Linked DNA regions of Mus musculus: region 2 is linked to region 1. A link is a loop called in an ENCODE intact Hi-C map of the cell type or tissue named here. Cell type or tissue: gastrocnemius. All regions are shown on one strand. Each heading gives the region's core, and the rest is flanking DNA. Links, peaks and the distances in the headings are about the cores only. Region 1 overlaps Gm39513 (a long non-coding RNA gene). Region 2 overlaps Gm35107 (a long non-coding RNA gene).

Region 1 (9,005 bases), core at 1,006-9,005:
GGGCTCAGAACTGAACAAAGAATTCTCACCTGAGGAATACCGAATGGCAGAGAAGCACCTGAAAAAATGTTCAACATCCTTAATCATCAGGGAAATGCAAATCAAAACAACCCTGAGATTCCACCTCACACCAGTGAGAATGGCTAAGATCAAAAATTCAGGTGACAGCAGATGCTGGCGAGGATGTGGAGAAAGAGGAACACTCCTCCATTGTTGGTGGGATTGCAGGCTTGTACAACCACTCTGGAAATCAGTCTGGCGGTTCCTCAGAAAATTGGACATAGTACTACCGGAGGATCCAGCAATACCTCTCCTGGGCATATATCCAGAAGAAGCCCCAACTGGTAAGAAGGACACATGCTCCACTATGTTCATAGCAGCCTTATTTATAATAGCCAGAAACTGGAAAGAACCCAGATGCCCCTCAACAGAGGAATGGATACAGAAAATGTGGTACATCTACACAATGGAGTACTACTCAGCTATTAAAAAGAATGAATTTATGAAATTCCTAGCCAAATGGATGGACCTGGAGAGCATCATCCTGAGTGAGGTAACACAATCACAAAGGAACTCACACAATATGTACTCACTGATAAGTGGATACTAGCCCAAAACCTAGGATACCCACGATATAAGATACAATTTCCTAAACACATGAAACTCAAGAAAAATGAAGACTGAAGTGTGGACACTATGCCCCTCCTTAGAAGTGGGAACAAAACACCCATGGAAGGAGTTACAGAAACAAAGTATGGAGCTGAGATGAAAGGATGGACCTTGTAGAGACTGCCATATCCAGGGATCCACCCCATAATCAGCTTCCAAATGCTGACACCATTGCATACACTAGCAAGATTTTACTGAAAGGACCCAGATGTAGCTGTCTCTTGTGAGACTATGCCGGGGCCTAGCAAACACAGAAGTGGATGCTCACAGTCAGCTAATGGATGGATCACAGGGCTCCCAATGGAGGAGCTAGAGAAAGTACCCAAGGAGCTAAAGGGATCTTCAACCCTATAGGTGGAACAACATTATGAACTAACCAGTACCCCTGAGCTCTTGACTCTAGCTGCATATGTATCAAAAGATGGCCTAGTCGGCCATCACTGGAAAGAGAGGCCCATTGGACACGCAGACTTTGTGTGCCCCGGTACAGGGGAACGCCAGGGCCAAAGGGGGGGAGTGGGTGGGTAGGGGAGTGGGGGTGGGTGGGTAAGGGGGACTTTTGGTATAGCATTGGAAATGTAAATGAGCTAAATACCTAATTAAAAAAAAAAATCCTCACCAAAAAAAAAAAAAAAAAACCTCAGGTGACAACATGTGTTGGTCAGGATGTGGAGAAAAAGGAACTCTTCTGCATTGCTGGTGGGTTTGCAAACTGGTATAACCACTCTTTAAATCAATCTGGAGGTTCCTCTGAAAGTTGGAAATAGATCTATCTACCTAAAGACCCAGAAATACCACTCTTGGGAATATACCCAGATGATGTCCCACCATGCCACAGGGTCACATATTCCACTATGATTATAGCAGCCTTGTTTGTGATAGCCAGAAGCTGGAAATGACCCAGATGTCCCATGACAGAAGAATAGATACAGAAATTGTGGTTCATTCACACAATGGAATACTACTTAGCTATTAAGAACAAGGACTTCTTGTGTTTTGCAGACAAATGGATGCATCTAGAAATTATCATTCTGAGTGAGGTACTCAGACCTAAAAGGACATACATGGTATATACTCACTAATAAGTGGATATTAGCCAAAAATAAAAATTGAATTGGGGAAAAGCTGGAAGAATCTGAGGAGGAGGGCAACCCTGTAGAAGGACCAGCAGTCTCAGTTAACCTGGACCCCTGAGATCACTCAAACACTGAACCACCAACTAGGCAGCATACACCAGCTGATATGAGGCCATAAGACTGACCCAGAGGACTACCAAGTCTAGGTTAATTCAAAGAAGAAACACCTAACCTTCAAGAGACTGGAGGCCCCACGGAGTTTAGAAGTCTGGTTGGGGGAAGGGTGGGTGGTAGGGACATCCTCCTAGAGACAGAGGGGTGGGAAGGAGGTATGGGATATGGAACAATCAGAGGGTGGAACCGGGAGGGGGTAATAAAATCTGGAGTGTAAAAATAAATAAATAAAAAATAAATAATCATATCATGAATAATCAAAAAAAAAAAAAAAAAAGATATAGATTTTAATCTGTTGGTAGATTTCAGGCTAAAAATATGAGAAATATTTGTTCTATCTTTGCCAGGTTTGTCTTTAATTTACATTTAAATTTTTGGTTCAGCTCCATCCTAGTTCTGGCAAGCAGTTTAGATTCTGCTACTAAAGATTTTTCCTAGGTCAAGGGTCAAGTTTAAATCTGTAGTTTGTTGGAGTTCAGATCCCTTCTGGAACTAATATTTAACCAGAGATATGATTCACACTATCTTAAAGATAAAAGATTGTTCATTAGATATTTGGCTGAGTGTGTGTGTCCAAAAGAGGCGGATAGATTTACTTTCAGTTTCAAAAATTAGGTTGGATATTAAGCTTATAAATTCAGTCTATGATAAAAATTATAGATTGGTTCTGTGGTAAATTTTGAGATCTACTCTATGACCAGTTTGAGGCTTTAATGTTTAGGACTTAAATCAGTGGCTAGTGATAGGTCTCAGTCTATCCTAAGAAGATTGGATCCATGGTCAGATTTGTTAGCCCTTTCCTAGCTAGATTTGAATTTAGACTTTAAACCAGGTTAACTCTCAGTCTGTGGCCATCCTCAAGCTTCTATCAGTTTAAGTCATCTCTGTAGTCAGAATAAACCTCAGGTTTCATAGAAGATTGGGTTGTACTTCTTGGCCATAATCACAGCAGTCTTAGGCCAAGTTTAGAGTTGGGTTTCTGTACATGTTTTCGTCTCTGTCTGAGTCCAAGTTTAGTAGTCATTTGCTTGCCAGTGTTGGAGTTATGTTCTGGTTAGTGCTAAGTCTGTCGAAATTGTAGCTGGTTTAGTTTCCAATATCAGATCTCAGGTTGTGGCTGAGTTAGAACTGTGCTGAGGGCTCACAGTACCATGCTGAACCCTCATTTCGTGTGTGTGTGTGTGTGTGTGTGTGTGTGTGTGTGTGTGTGTGCACGCGCATTCGAGTGTGTGCTTGTGTGAAATACTAACTATATTCCAGGGGTAGTTCAACCTGTAGCTTAGGCTAGTCATTCAGCCAGGAGGCAAGTTTAGGTGATGTGTCTGATACTATATTGGATTCTTATTTAGGGGGTCATGGTCAGGCTACAATCAGGACTGAAGATTAGATATTTTTTCTGGACCAGCTATAGGCATTTATAATTGGGCCACAATTTTGAAGTTAGTATGGAATTAGGTCTAGAGGCTCAATTTTTTCAGGGTTAAGAATTTGGAGTGTGACCAGAAAGAGATCAGTTTATGACTAGAGTTAAGATCTCTATCTTTGGCTAGGTCAAGAGATTGGTCCAAAATGAAGTTAAATCTCTAAATCCAGAGTTAGAAGTCTACATATAAAACACAGGCCAGTTGTGGCCCTACCCACAATGGATGGAACCTTCCCATCAATTACTAATTAAGACAATGCCTTACAGGCTTACCTGCAGCCTGATCTTATGAAGACATTTTCTTAAATTGAGGTTCTGGCCTCTGAGTTGGCTTTAGCTTGTATCAAGTTGACATAGACTATCCTCTACAGCATGCATGCTTATTTTCCTTCTTGTTTGATTGTTCTTTTGTGAGATGAGATTTCATGACTCAACCAGGCTAGCCTTGAAATCTTAATCCTCTTGTCTTGTCTCCCAACTGCCATGGTTACATGTGTATAACCCACTCTCCGGGCTCATCTTTTCTCTCTCATTCTCCCATTGTAGCTTCATGACATTTATGTGAGTGGTATTATCTCCACTGTACAAATAAGGAAACCCACTAATCTGCTTAAGAAGCTTAAAGGGGTTGATATAGGACCAGGTTGAAAATCCAATGTTATTCAGACTCCAAGCTTCTATGGCTTTGTATGATATTATTTCATCTGTATTATAGAGGTGAGATTTACATCTTACTTTGACTTTATTGTGTCTTTTTTTATTTTCACAACTCTGAAAACATAGTTTATATTTTTATTTTCTCCTTTATCCAACTGGGGAAGTTTGTTCCGAGAGGAAGTATTTGCAATGTCACACAGTTTATAAGTAGCAAAGCAAAGATTACAACTCAAGTAGAACAACCTCTCTGTTGAAGCCTTTTCTTAATTTATCACCAGGCATGAGCTTTGATAGACATTGGGACTTGATGCAAAGTGAAGCAGGGAAGACTTTAGGGGTAAGCAGCCTTGTGCCATTCGCCACAGTGATGTGAACCTCAGAGAGAGAAGCCCAGAAGAAGGGTTGACATCATAACCTTCCTGGTAGCTGGGCAGGACATCAGTGTGGTGAGGTTTTGACTGTGTAGAAAGGAGGGTCATTGAACATTCCAGAGAAAGCACATAGCCCAGTGGTTCTCCACCTTCCTAATGCTGTGACCCTTTTACTGCAGATCCTCAAGTTGTAGAGAAATAGAAGCCAGCCATGGCCATGAGCACATGGAGCGTGGGGAAAGGGAAGGGGAGAGCAAGAGCAAGAGTGAGAAGCAAGAGAGCAAGAGAACAAGAGAGGGAGGAAGGGGACAAGCATCCCCTTTTATAGTGGGTCAGGATGAAAAGACTTCCAGACAGCAGGAGTGAGAGTCAGGGTAGGATCAGAAATATCTAGCCCACGTCAAGCCTGCATGCTATCCTTATGTCTTCCACAGCTCTGACCACAACGTAAACAGCAGCTGGTGGTGCGGACTGGAGGACAACAGGTCCTGTTTTGTAGGGAAGGTGTGGACTTTAGCAAGTCCTCTCCTTTGTCTGGGTTGAAGTGAGTTCCTTTTTTGTCACAAGGTGGTTTGCCACTTAGAACTTCAAATGTTTGCTGTTTCCCATTGTCGCAGAAAGCAGCACATGACACAGAGTGACAGAGTGAGGCAACAATCACTTTAGCCAGTCTGGAAAGGCTCTAGAGAGACACAATGGCTTGAACTACAAGCAAGAAGGGAGTAGGAGATAGGATAGGGCAGTGGTTTGTGACCTACAGTTTGATGTAAATGGGAAGGGGGGAGGTTGTTAGAAGTGCAGGTAGAGTAGATGATCCCAGGAAATATAGTTTAAGAGATTCAATGGAAATTTAGGCACCTTTTGAAGGAATTCAGGGGGAGGGGTGCTTGCTTTAAAACAAAGGCCTCTCTGAACCCAAGAATGGGAAAAGGAAATATCAAAGATGAAAAGTCCAGGCAGGGTAGCAACCTAACTTATGGGCTAAGATGGTCCACGCACTGAAACACAAGTTCAGGTTGACCTTAAGCAAAACTCTTCAAATTTCCTTAGGGAAGAAAGTACCATTTATTCCTCCAGGAAGCCCACCTCCTAATTCAAATCATTCTGTAGAGTCACAGGAAGCCGACTGGCTTGTAACATTCTCTGTCGCCACCTGGTGGACAAGAAGAGGAAGTGACTCACGATACAAAAAAAAAAAAAAAGGGGGCAGTTAAGTTTGGAGGGGAAGAGAGGATATGAAGTTGAACCAGGGTGGGTGAGCATTTGGTGTTCAGGCACTGAGGAGAGTTAGGATCAACTACGGGCCTCAAAAGACTGGACAGTGTGGAAAATTACCCAAGGAATGTGGAATGTGCCTGGTCTGTAAACGCATCAGATAGTTCACAGTAACGGCTTACACCATGCCAATATTGTGCTAAAAAATTTATGTGCATTTCTCTCCCATTTGAGACTAACAGCCACTTATCACAACATTTCCATTTTCAGATATGTAAAGTGAGACTTGGTATGGTTCAATAACTTTTGGAACTATTCAGTAGCAGGCTGTTCAAGCTTTTAATCACTATGCTATAAATTATAGCTGTCCATCACACTTGTGATGACACGATGGAATTTGAAATACCAAGAAGGTGCCTGGAGTACTTTGAGTCTGAGTCAAGGAGGCTGCGGTGCCAGTGGAGGAAAAGGGAGGGAGAGGTGACACACAGACCATTGGCTTGGACGTCTCTACCTTAAGCATTCAACCAAAGGAAAAGGTGGTCTAGTGAATCTAGTTTTTCAGCCAGGAGGAACATTTTAGTCACAAGCTCTACCCAGGACTTGAATGACAAAGGGCATCAGCAACCCACAGCACTGAACCACTATGCTAGCATTACTATATCACCTCAAACTACACATCACATCCTCACAAGTCTTTAGGTGGGAAAGTATATTGGTATACATTTTAGAACACACTGCTCCATAGGAAGCAAAAGGCCAAATGCTATGTGTACTGACCAACTAGAGAAATCAGAAAGAGCTTGGTTGAAAGAATCAGGGGCAAAGACAATCAGTCAGTATTGAGCACCTGATGTACGCCTGCTAGCTATTATGCTAAGTGTTTAAGAGCATCTTATGGGACTGTCCTAGATTCTGAGGGGAGTTGTGTAAGTAGTGCCACTTTTAGAGGAAGAATGGAGATAAGGCAACTTTGCTCTCTAGTCACAAAGCTATTCAGTACAGGAGCACTCTGTGATTGCAAAACCTGGGTTGTTTTGTCCAAATGATGGAAGGTACTTTTTTATTATGGAAAATGTTCAGTTAAGTGAGAAGTGAAGATAATAAGATAATGCAACCTCTTTACTGATCATCAAGTTGTAATTATTACACACACAAAGTCCATCTTATTTTATGTGTCCTCCCATCAAAATGGATTATTTTAAGCAAATCCCATACTTCAGAAAGCATTTAAAAAAATACAGAATTTTAAAAGAACATTTTAACCAGATTTATGAAATTAATTCCAATAATTTTATATTCACACATATACATTTTATTAAAATTTCTCTGCTATTTCATGTAGTTCCTCTTTTCTTATTTCTTGATATGTATCTTATATATGGAAAATGTATACATTTCATATATAGCCCTTGGCAGATTCATTATATGCATATACATCTGTATAAGCAAAATATATTCTAATGTGGTCATATCAGGTTTTCATCCCTTCCTGTATGTATGAGGCTTTAAATAGTTTCTTGTTCATAATGCCATTTCTTTCTTTCTTTCTTTCTTTCTTTCTTTCTTTCTTTCTTTCTTTCTTTCTTTCTTTCTTTCTTTTTTTGGTTTTTGGTTTTTGGTTTTTGGTTTTTCAAGGCAGGGTTTCTCTGTGTAGCCCTGGCTGTCCTGGAACTCACTCTGTAGACCAGGCTGGCCTCGAACTCAGAAATCCGCCTGCCTCTGCCTCCCAAATGCTGGGATTAAAGATGTGCGCCACCACGCCCAGGTCATAATGCCATTTCTGTTGATGTTTTTCTTGTTTTAGCTATTCTAATTGCTGTGTGTGAGGGTGGAGTAGATGTATCACTTTGTAGCTCATATTTTGTCTGATGAATACAGATGTTGAAGAATAACTTTTTGCATACCAGTTTCGGATGTGCACCTTTCCTTTGTTTATATTATTTCTCTATATTTTGGATATATAGCAGATTATATGTCTTCTCTTAGTTAATCACTGACCTTTTGACCTTTATGTTTTAAAGACTTTAATTCTTCTAGTGAAGGCAAGAGTTACAAAAATACACATATTAATGGGGTACTGTGTAATACTTTGTATATGTACACACTATTTAATGCTTAAACCATGTTAGACACATTTGTATTCCTTAAATATTTGTCAATTCTTTGTTGTGAAAATGTTTAGCATCCTTCCTTCTGTTTTTTGAAATGTTCAAACATAATTGCCACATGAAGTCCCTGTACAACAATACACCAGAATTGTTCCTATCTGTAACTTCTCATTAGTTTTCCTATCTCTGTCCTATTGCATTCCCCCCTGCCTCTGAGAACCACACCCCCATTTTACTCTTATCATCTACAGAACCAACATTTTAGCTCCCATGATACTGGTCTTTCTGTGTCTGGTTAATGTCGCTTAGCATAATGATTCCCTACTTGTATCTATGTTGCTGTGATTTTGTCCCCTTTAGCTTGAGAGAATTTGTAATGCCATACAGACTGTGCTCAAATTTATAAATCACAGCTTCTGCCTTTTTTTATTCTTGAATTTTTCTAAACTCCAGTATGTTGACAAATAGTTTTTGATAAGGTTGTTGAGCTTCTATAACAACCTTCTGTTTTATGTTTTCTTTTAATTAAAAAGTATTCTTAGCTAGAAATTAAGTTGAATTCATCTTTCATTTTTAAGGATATGTTTATTTTTATTTCATGTGTATTTGGTCTGCATAAATGTCTGTGTACTATGTGCATGCAGTGCCCACAGAGTCCAGAAGAGGGCACTATATCCTCTGGAATTGAGTTACCAACCCTTGTGTGGCATATGTAGATGCTCACAATTGAACTTGCCTCCTCTGAAAGAGCGACTAGTGCTCTTAAACACTGGGCCATAACTCCAGCCCATGTTTAACTTTTTGTTTTACTTGGTTTTCTTAAGTAATATTTGTTTCCTTGAATAAAATAAAAACATTATTCTATTTCCTCCCTAGAATCAGTTGATGTTGGTTTCTAATGGAAGCTGTTAGTTAATTTCTCCATCCCAGGATCAGTTGAACGAGCTTATTTTCCCACCAGCGAGGAATAATGGTATCTGTAATAAACATGCGACTGTTTAAGTAGACATGTTTCTTAGGCTCTATTTCAATATTCATTTTATCAATTTTTAGGATCTTGACTAGTGTCTAGTGGATAGCATGGGAAAGAAATTACACATTTACAAATTGACTCTTCCCATAAAATTCAACTGAAATAGGCTATATATCATTTAGGTCTGCTTTTAGTTTCCTCTTGCTATGTGGTTGGTTTTTTTTTTTTGTTTTTGTTTTTGTTTTTTTTTGTTTTTTGTTTGTTTTGTTTTGTTTTGTTTTTGTTTTTTAGTTTTCATTTTATGGATCCTATAAAATACTTTTTTAACATTGATAA
Region 2 (9,005 bases), core at 240-8,239, 410 kb before region 1:
GAGATAGGTCATAATGGAATGGCCCTTCTGGTTCCAGTATCAGAAGGGCCTTTGTTTCCTGGTCTGCCACAGCAGGAATAGCCTAAGCCACATGTTCCTGCCATCATGGATGGACTCATGGCTCTAACTTGCCTTCCCAACCAGGACGGACAGAAATCCTCCGAAACTGGGAAGCAAAACAAAGCTTTCCTCTCTTAAGCTGTTTCTCTGAGTACTTTGAATAGAGTGATATTAAAGCAACTAATGTAGACAGTATGGTCCTTTGGCCTCCCTCTTTATTGGACACTACTACTTAGCCCCAAGAAGTCCCCACACACTGTCTTCCCTGGGCAGTGGAAACTTTCTCTCAAATTCTGGTATTGTTCTGTCTCCTTCAGCCTTGAGCAGTAGACAATCCCTCTGTAATTCAGACAGTGGTCTCTCCCTCCCCGGCCCCCTCAACCCTGGGAAGTGGAATATTCCTTTGGAACTGTGGTCAATGGACTCCTATCCCCTCAGCATGGACCTTCCCTTTGGAACTCTGACAGTTGTTTTACCTCCCCCCCCCATGTCTGGGCAGTGGATGCTTCCTCTGAAATGCTGATAATTACTTCCCCCCATCAGCCCTAGACAGTGGACCCTTCCTTTGGTGCCCCTGGCAACAGTCTACCCCTTCAGTCCTGGACAGTGGACCCTCCCTTTGGAACTCTGGTAGTTGTTTTACCCCCCTCCATCTCTGAGCAGTGGATGCTTCCTCTGGAATCCTTATAGTTACTTCCCCCCATCAGCCTTAGGCAGTGGACCCTTCCTCTGGTACTCCTGGTAAGTCTCACCCCTTCAGTCCTGGACAGTGGACCCTCCTTTTGGAACTCTGGTAGTGGTCTTATCCACTCAGTCCTGGACAGTGGTTCCTCCCCCCTGGAACTGTAATGGTGGTCTCCCCCCCCCCAGCCCTGGGAAGTGGACCCTCCCTCTGCAGCTCTGGGAGTGGGTCCATAACCTCAACCTTGAGTAATTTCCCCAGAACTCTCAAACATTGTTCTTGGCTGCATCTCTCTGTCTTGAACAATGCTTCCTTCTTTGGAACTTGGACATTGGTCCCATTCTTTCATCCTTATTCGGTTAGTTTAACTCTGGATCTGACTTTAAGCAGTGGCTTCACCCTTTGAAACCCTGGAAGTGGTAACCCTCCTAGTCTTTCCCTCTAACCACTGCAACTTAGGCACTAGCCCCATCCCTCTTACTCCTGTGACTTGGCCCTGGCTTTTGACCCTCAGCCAGTATCCCTACACTCCTAAACCTTGGGGTGACACTTTACTCTAAATCCGGGAAGTATTCTGACACCCTTGAAGCACTAGCACTGATCGAGTCTTCTTACTGGACTCAGAAAGTGAGGCATCTAGTCCATCCTGGGTGACCGACCCTTCTCCGGAACCTAAGAAGTAGTCTCAGCCTGTTCATCTTGGGCAATGGCTCCTCTGTCTGGAACCCTGGCTCAGATTTGGGCAGTGGAACTTTTCTCCATAGCTTTGTCTGTTCCCCAAACCCCTTTGTCCCGTGCTGTGGCCCTCCTTTCTGGAACTCACAGTGATCCCTGCCCCTGAGCCTCTGTCTCTATGGCTACGGCCTCCTGAACTCTGTCAATGTGTTTAGCCCCACAGCCCTGGCTTTTTACTTTCAACTATGGCAATGTTTCCATTCCACTATGTAAACTCTAGGGTCGTGCCCTTTGTAATGCAGTCAGTAATCCCAACCCCTCAGGTCTTGACAGTAGCCCTGTCTTCTGGAAAAAAATCAGTGATTCCACACACCCAGACCTGGGCAGCGGCCTCTGACTTTAAACATTATAGTATTTTCCTTACACGAGCCCAGGGCAACGACCCTGTTCTCTGGAACTCAAATGATGGCCTTTCTTCCTTAGTGTTAGATGTGACTCTGAACTCTACTGACTCAGGCAGTGGTCATATGACCTCGGTCACACATTGTGCATCCTTGCTCTGAAACTTTAGCAGTAGTCAAGGAAAATAACGCTGTATTTTGTTACAAGTAGCTTGGTCCTCATTTCTGCCCAGGGCCTCAGGAAAAGCACCATTAACATTCACACTTACAAGTGACAACTTTAGGACAATTGTGGTCATCACTTTGCATTACTATGGCAAAATAACTGAGATAAACAATGTAGTAGAAGGATTATTTGGGCACACGTTTTCAGAAGTCTTGGCTCATAGTTGTTTTGGCCCTCCTGATGGGCCTGTAATGAGTGTTCTGGTCAGAGAGTTTATAACAAATAGAGGCTCACCTCAGAGTGTTTGAGAAACTCAGCAAGAAAAGAAGAATCTGGGAACAAGGCATACCCTTTATTATTATTATTATTATTATTATTATTATCTTTAATAATTTTTTACAGTCCAGTCATTATCACCCTCCTGTTCTACCCTCTGACTGTTCCCCACCCCACCCCATTTCTCCTCCCCCGTCTCCAAGAGGATGTTACTACCCCCACTCCCACACACCCCACCAGGACTCCCCATTCCCTGGGGTCTCAAGTCTCTCAAGGGTTAGGTGCATCTTCCCTAACTGAGTCCAGACCCAGCAATCCTCTACTACATATGTGTCAGGGGCCCCATATCAGCTGGTGTATGCTGTCTTGTTGGTGGTTCAATGTCTGAGAGAACTCAGGGGTCCAAGTTAGTTGAGACTGCTGGTCTTCCTATGGGGTTGACCTCCTCCTCAGCTTCTAGTCACAATTCCAGTGATTTACTCCTCTAGGTTCAATCTTCTAACAACCCATTCAGTCATAAAACTATCAGTAGATTAACCACATTCTCAAGTCTTGTTCTCAGTAGTGCTATTAACTTGGAATCAACCTTCAACATAAATCTTTTGTTCAGACACTCCATACCCAAATTACAACAGCAGTGTAGGCTTTTATTGTGAACTTTTTATAGTCTCCAAACTATACCTAATCCCAAAGCCCTTTCCACATTGAAAAGTATTTGTTACAGTGGTATCCTTGTTCCCGATCTATGTTAGTGTCCCAAAGTTGTCGTAAGAAGTAGACTGATATACAATGAGTGAGCTAATCTAATAGAAACTTCTCCTCTCACAGTCCTGGAGTGCACGAGCCAGGAATCAAGTAGGCCACAATCGTCTGAAACTTGTAAAGTGAGAACATTGCTTTTCCCTAGCATCGGATGACTTGCCAACAATCTTTGTGTTTCTTTTCTTTCTTTTTTTTTTTTTACTGTTGCACAACTTCAATTTTGCTGCCTTTAAAAATTCCCAGTACATGGAACTCTGGTTATATATGTCAGTTTTCATATAGCACCTTCTTGTCAAAGTATCACAGCTGGTGGTTTAAGGACTTGCCATACTCCAATATGACCATATAGTAAGCAATTATACCCACAGTGTCCTGAGGTTTTATATACTTCTCAGCACAGAGAAGAGCCTAATCAGGTGAGGTGGGTTGCCAAGCAGGGGGAACTCAAAGCAGGAGCAGGATGGGGAGGGTATCTTTTGTACAGAGTCAGATGCAGGACAATGGAAGCTAGATCTTTAGGCTTGGGAAATCTTGATGAGGGAGTCTGAGCAGGGGAGGAGAGTGTGTGAAGAGGGTTGTCAGTCAGGTCTCTGAGCCTAAACAGAGTGAGCAAGTCATTGTTGTACATGGGAGGTTAGGCATCTGCTGTGGGTTTTCAGAGCCCAGGTAAGGGGGGAAAGTCACCTATGAAAAAAGGGGACCTTTCGTGGAGTGCTGAGTTCCACGGAAGGTGAAGAAATTGGCTGCATCTGCAGCTATCCTAGCATCGGTCAGAGCATTTCTGGGACAGTGGGTAGGACTGCCAAGATCTGAAAATTGGGTTTATATAGGGAAATATTTTTCTCATCTTAAATATTGAGTGATTTGGATGGTACTGGTATCAAACTGAAAGCCAGAAAAAATAATATGAACTATATTTACAACTGATTTTTTTGCACATTTCAAAATAGAATGGAACTAAAAGCTGAAGGAAATTTGGCAAAATATAATTCTAGAGACGTGCGTGGTATGATCACAATTTCTTATTATGATGATACTCATAATTTTGTATGTAATTTAAAAATTCCAAAATAAAAACAGTTAAGAATTAACAGTACTATATGCTTACTGTAGAAAAAAGGACAGTAAATAACTTATAAATTCTTTGTCTAAAAACAGTAACACTGGGTGTATTTCCTTAATAATAAGTGAATGACCAAAAACAACTATTCTTTATGTTGTAAGCCTTTGATAGGAGGGTGATTTTTTAAAGCTACAGTAAGGGAAATCATTTCTCTTTTTTAACGTTTAGAGGAAATAAAATCATTTAGATTTGTAATGCTGAGTGCCTGGTCATTTGTCAGTCACTATTTGAGCCACTAGAGGGCGCACTCTTATCAGAGGCCATTAAAGTTCTAAAAATACAATTCTGTAACAGGTTTTTGAAATCTAAATTAAAAAAAAGTTTCAAATAGCCTCCCATCCATCTTCTAACACACCAGCATGCTATCCTGACATATTTTAAAAATTTATTTTGCACCTGTTACTTCTTTCGTGGGTTCTGTCGTCTCTCACATCGTGGCTGTCAAATACTGTACTTTCTCATTCCAGTGGAATTCTTTTTGTTCCCAGCGATGCCAGACGCTGTCTTGAGGCTCTCTAGGTTCTTCTCCCAGTTTTCTCATGTTGACATGGAAGCGAAATCGTCGTGACTGCCTTACCAGTCCTGGATAGTTTACCTTCACATGGTAGCTATGAAACTATTTGGTACACTAAGCCTGACAAGTTTTCAATAACAAGATAAAGAACACTCGCCTCATTTTAAAGCCAAACCAGTCTTGATGTTGGAGTGGGAGGGCAGGTGCTGAGTTTGTGTGAGGAAGTTTCTGGGACTAGCAATCTTCCTCTGGAAGACTTGGCTGTGACACAAGCCCATTGGCAGAGACAAGCCCATGGCAGGCAGCACTCTGGTGCTATGGTAGCCTTGGCATCCAGAAGCAGCGTCAGTAAGACTTGTGCTGGTCTGCTGAAATCCCAGGATTCTTCAAGTACTTCATCCTAATTTCACTAAGTTTTAAAAATCTGAACCTATAGTGAAGAAAACCATATCTACTAAATGGAGGCCTTCCTTATTCTTCAAACTTTAATTTTAGTATCTCAGCACTGAGTTTTCAGAATCTTTTACAGTTTGTTGACTAATAATACTTGCTGATATTTCCTAAATACAAAGTGGCCAGTACTTTGCGGTATGATGTGATTTAATAATGTGGTGAATATGTTTATTTTTCTATCTGACAGATGAGGGAAGAGAAACCCGGGGATCTTCATTTATTTAAAAGCTTAACTTAGAGGATAAGATCAGTGAACCAGTGCTGCTGCTGTTGAAGGAGAAGAAGAGAAAGAAAGTAAGTAGAGGGGGATCGGATAGAATAAGTCTCTTATTCTGAAGGGAAAGGGGACACACCACAGGGTTGTGAGCAGAGACACTGGAGCTGACATAAAGGCCCTACAAGGTCTTTTCAGCTGCCTGTGTTGAGACCAAGAAGACGGTTAAGCGAGAGATCAGGAAAATTAGGTAAGAGCTATATTGGCCATTGCATATATAAGGCCATTGTAACAGCATACTAGATACTTTAAAATGACAGAGATGTACTCATTCCACAGATCTGGAAAGTACGTCTGAAGACAAGGTGATCTGGGCATGCTCCCACTCAGAACTGTGCTAGAGAATGTCTATCCCCCGTTCACCATCCCCCATCCATGTCTCCCACCCCTCTTTGGCTTAGCACAATGGAGGCAATTGACTTTCTTTTTTTCCATGACTTATTTTTTTGTATCATCACAATCTCTGCCTCTGTTTTCATAGAGTTTCTTTCCTGTGTGTCTTCATTCACAAGGCCATGTCCTCTCTGTGTCTTTCTCATCAACATGACAGCACTGAAGGGCTGACCGTGCTCCAATATGACCTTGCTCTAACTTGACTAATTACCATTCATTATAAAGAGGCACATTCTGAGGTACTGGAAGATAGGCCTGTTCAAGGCTATTAGCTCCTCCCGCCACAGACAGAGCCTCTCTCCTGTCCCTTCCCATTAATATGAACTAAAAAACTGTGAGCCAAAATAATTCCTTCCCGTCTTAAATTGGTTTGTCAGGTAATTTGGGTCAGTGATGATAAAAATAACTAATGTGAATGTCAGCATACAATGGGGAGCACAGTTTAAATCACAACAGAAGGCTGCTGCGGTCATCTAAGAGACAAGGGGGCTTTGAGTTATAGTGACTGAGAAGAACTGATCTAGTTTGAATATGGGTAAACTTAGAACCCAGCCATGGATGATGAACTAGGAGCAGGCCTACAAGGAAGAGAATAATCAAAAGGGATGCCAAGGTGTTTGATTGGAGGATCTAGAAGGGAAAAGTTAGTGACAATAAGAAGTGACAGAGGGATGGAGGAGAGGATTTAGGTACAATCACAGTTCAATTTTGAACAAATAACACTTGACATGTCTACTGATCAGTAACTCATATGGGGCCAGGCTCCAGGGAAGAAAGGGTTTAAAGTTAAGAGTGATTCTAGAATAACTGAAAGCTTGTTTGTGACTTTAGGCATAAAGCTCCGGCCGTGACTGATTGCTAGGATATACATGGAGTGAGGATGAGGAGTCGAATTGACCTCCGTCCAGATTCTGAGGGCCAGGACGTTATATGGAGTTTAGTTTTTGAAATAAAGATTACACACACACACACACACACACACACACACACACACACACACACACACAGAGTATCGTTTCCATATAGGTATTGAAACCACTAAGAATGATGGCAGGACTTGTCAAAAGCAGAAGTGAACCATAAACTATAAGCATCAACAATAAGGGTCCTGAGGTTATAGTATGGAAAGTAATGCAGTGGGTGCTAAGGCAAGAGATTATGGACAGGCATGAAAGGGAAGGGCAGGTGCAACATGTTCTACCTATGAGTCCAGTAGTCCATGGTGTGTGAAAACACAAACAACCTCTACTTTGACGTTTAAGGGGATTGTTCAGAAAAAGGGACAGAAAGCTAGGGTTTTAGGAGGTCAAATAAGATTAGAGGAATTCATTTCTATGAGAGTGACAATGGATGACTTAAGCTAAGTGAATTTTTTTGTTTTGTTTTGGTTTGGTTTTTGGTTTTTTAATCAGTTAAGTTAATAAAAGCATTTAGAACAACATAGCAAGTTCTGAAAACATCTACTGGAGGCAAACAGTCAGTTTTAAAGGTAGGTTTGCCCTGAGGCTGGTGTCTTCTGTAGCAAATGAATTGTTAATGGAGAAGGTAGATTGGTGCTATCTCCAGGAACATGTAACTTTCTTATGAGATGTGCCAAAAGAAGACTTGATTGTACTATATGGATTGGGTTGGGCCTCCTTTCAACTTTATTGAGCAGTTGGAATCTTCCCATCTTGTCACTCCCTGTCCCTTCCTTTGTGTGGGAGGAACTGGGTCTTGCTATGGTGCCCAAGCTAATGAATTCAGGTGCTCCAGAGCACATCCAGCTTCAGTCTCTCAGTTAGCTGGAACTTTGACTCTGAATCATCATGCCTGGCTAGTCTCTTTTATTTGCTTAGTTTGCTCATTTAAGATAGTATACTCATATTTGGTTTGTAGAAATGATATATGATCATTATAAACTATTTAAGGAATGGAGGAAAGCATAAAGACAAATTCTAAGACACTCAAATAACTCATTAACATAGGGTGAGCTCCCTCTCAGACATACCTGTGAATTTCTCCATTTGTAATTACTTTATAGGACCTCAAGCTTTTTTGAAATTATTATTCTGTTGTTACAGTTTAAATGCTACAGATTTATTCCAGCCAATTTTTTTTTTTTTGCAAATGGGAAATTAACTTCTAGAGAAAGGAGTTATTCAAGGCTACCCATTTAATCAATTAAGCCCAAATCTATTGACTTCTTGGTTACCACCCTCCACCCCAGCACACACACCCTAGGGGTGGCATCCAGGAGCCATCCTTTCACATGCTAAGCAGGTACTCTGTTACTGAGCTATACAGTTCCAGTCTCCTTGTCTTTGATGTCTATATGGCATAGACCCAGTTCTTTTGCCATATAGTTCTCTGTGTAATTAATTTTGTCTTTGAGTTCAAAAGTCCACTCATCCAATCATTCATTTGTCAGGCAAAATTGTTAGGCAATGGATCTATAGTGGTGAACAAAAGAGACAGGGTCTCTGGCCTTGGACAGCCATGTGAGGCTTACAGTCTATACAGTACAAAGAAAGTATGTGCTTAACGCTATACCTTTCTCCAATGAGACAAAGGCCCACATAACAATGCATTTGTTTATAACTCCAAATTCTTTAGTAATGATAAGGACCTAGTGTTAATTGTTTAATTTAAATTTCACACCACTAGGACAATACCGCAGCAAATGAGTACTTGAAAAAATAGTATTAACAAAATTCATGAGATACAGGCAATTTCTATAATTTTATATCCTTTTGATTATTTTTGTAACATCAATTTAAAAAAATGTGTGTGTTTTTTGCCTGCATGTGTATTTGTGTAACATGTGCTTGCAATGCCCATGGAGGCCAGAAGAGGGCATTAGTTCTCCTGGAACTGGAGTTAAAAGAAGGTTGTGAACCACCCTGTGGGTGTTAGGAATGGGACCCCAAGTTGTCCTGTCTCTGCCTCCCTTGGAGCTCGGGTTAAAGGCATTTGAGGGGAACATTGGCTCCTTATATGGCTGCTTGGATACGAACTCTGGTCCTAATAACAGTGGAGCAAGTGCTGTTAAACACTGACCTGACCCATCTCTCTAGCCCCTGAAATTGGGTTTTTAATAATAGAACAATTGTGTAATGAATGCAAGAATTTAGACAGTACAGGTTCCTCTATGTAGTGTGAAGAATAAAAGCCCCATATACTGTCTATTTTCCTGTTCCAGATCAGAGGAGGAACTACTGGCATGTTGATGTAAATAGTTTCAAGT

The links. Peaks named below come from ENCODE experiments on the same cell type or tissue, not always from the same donor. Only the 100,000 strongest peaks of a DNase experiment are listed, where the experiment ranks them.
Region 2: a loop joins it to region 1, with 11 times the contacts of the local background. A loop is called at or near these places in 27 of 42 quality-filtered maps.

What each region holds. Positions count from the first base shown.
Region 1 is chrX:49,301,329-49,310,333 of GRCm38, forward strand. All of the region lies in intron 1 of Gm39513 (a long non-coding RNA gene), which reads left to right. Among named protein-coding and RNA genes, the nearest start is that of Enox2, 18 kb to the left of the region's middle. In gastrocnemius, for the core only: CTCF peaks have their summits at 5,518 (motif pointing left) and 8,346 (motif pointing right); DNase peaks (open chromatin) are centred at 5,545 and 8,358; H3K27ac peaks cover 262 bases.
Region 2 is chrX:48,895,327-48,904,331 of GRCm38, forward strand. Gm35107 (a long non-coding RNA gene) reads left to right here. Exons shown (of 4, transcript XR_391673.3): 3 at 5,300-5,406. Among named protein-coding and RNA genes, the nearest start is that of Gm35107, 15 kb to the left of the region's middle. In gastrocnemius, for the core only: a CTCF peak has its summit at 4,381 (motif pointing right); a DNase peak (open chromatin) is centred at 4,388; H3K4me3 peaks cover 593 bases; H3K27ac peaks cover 293 bases.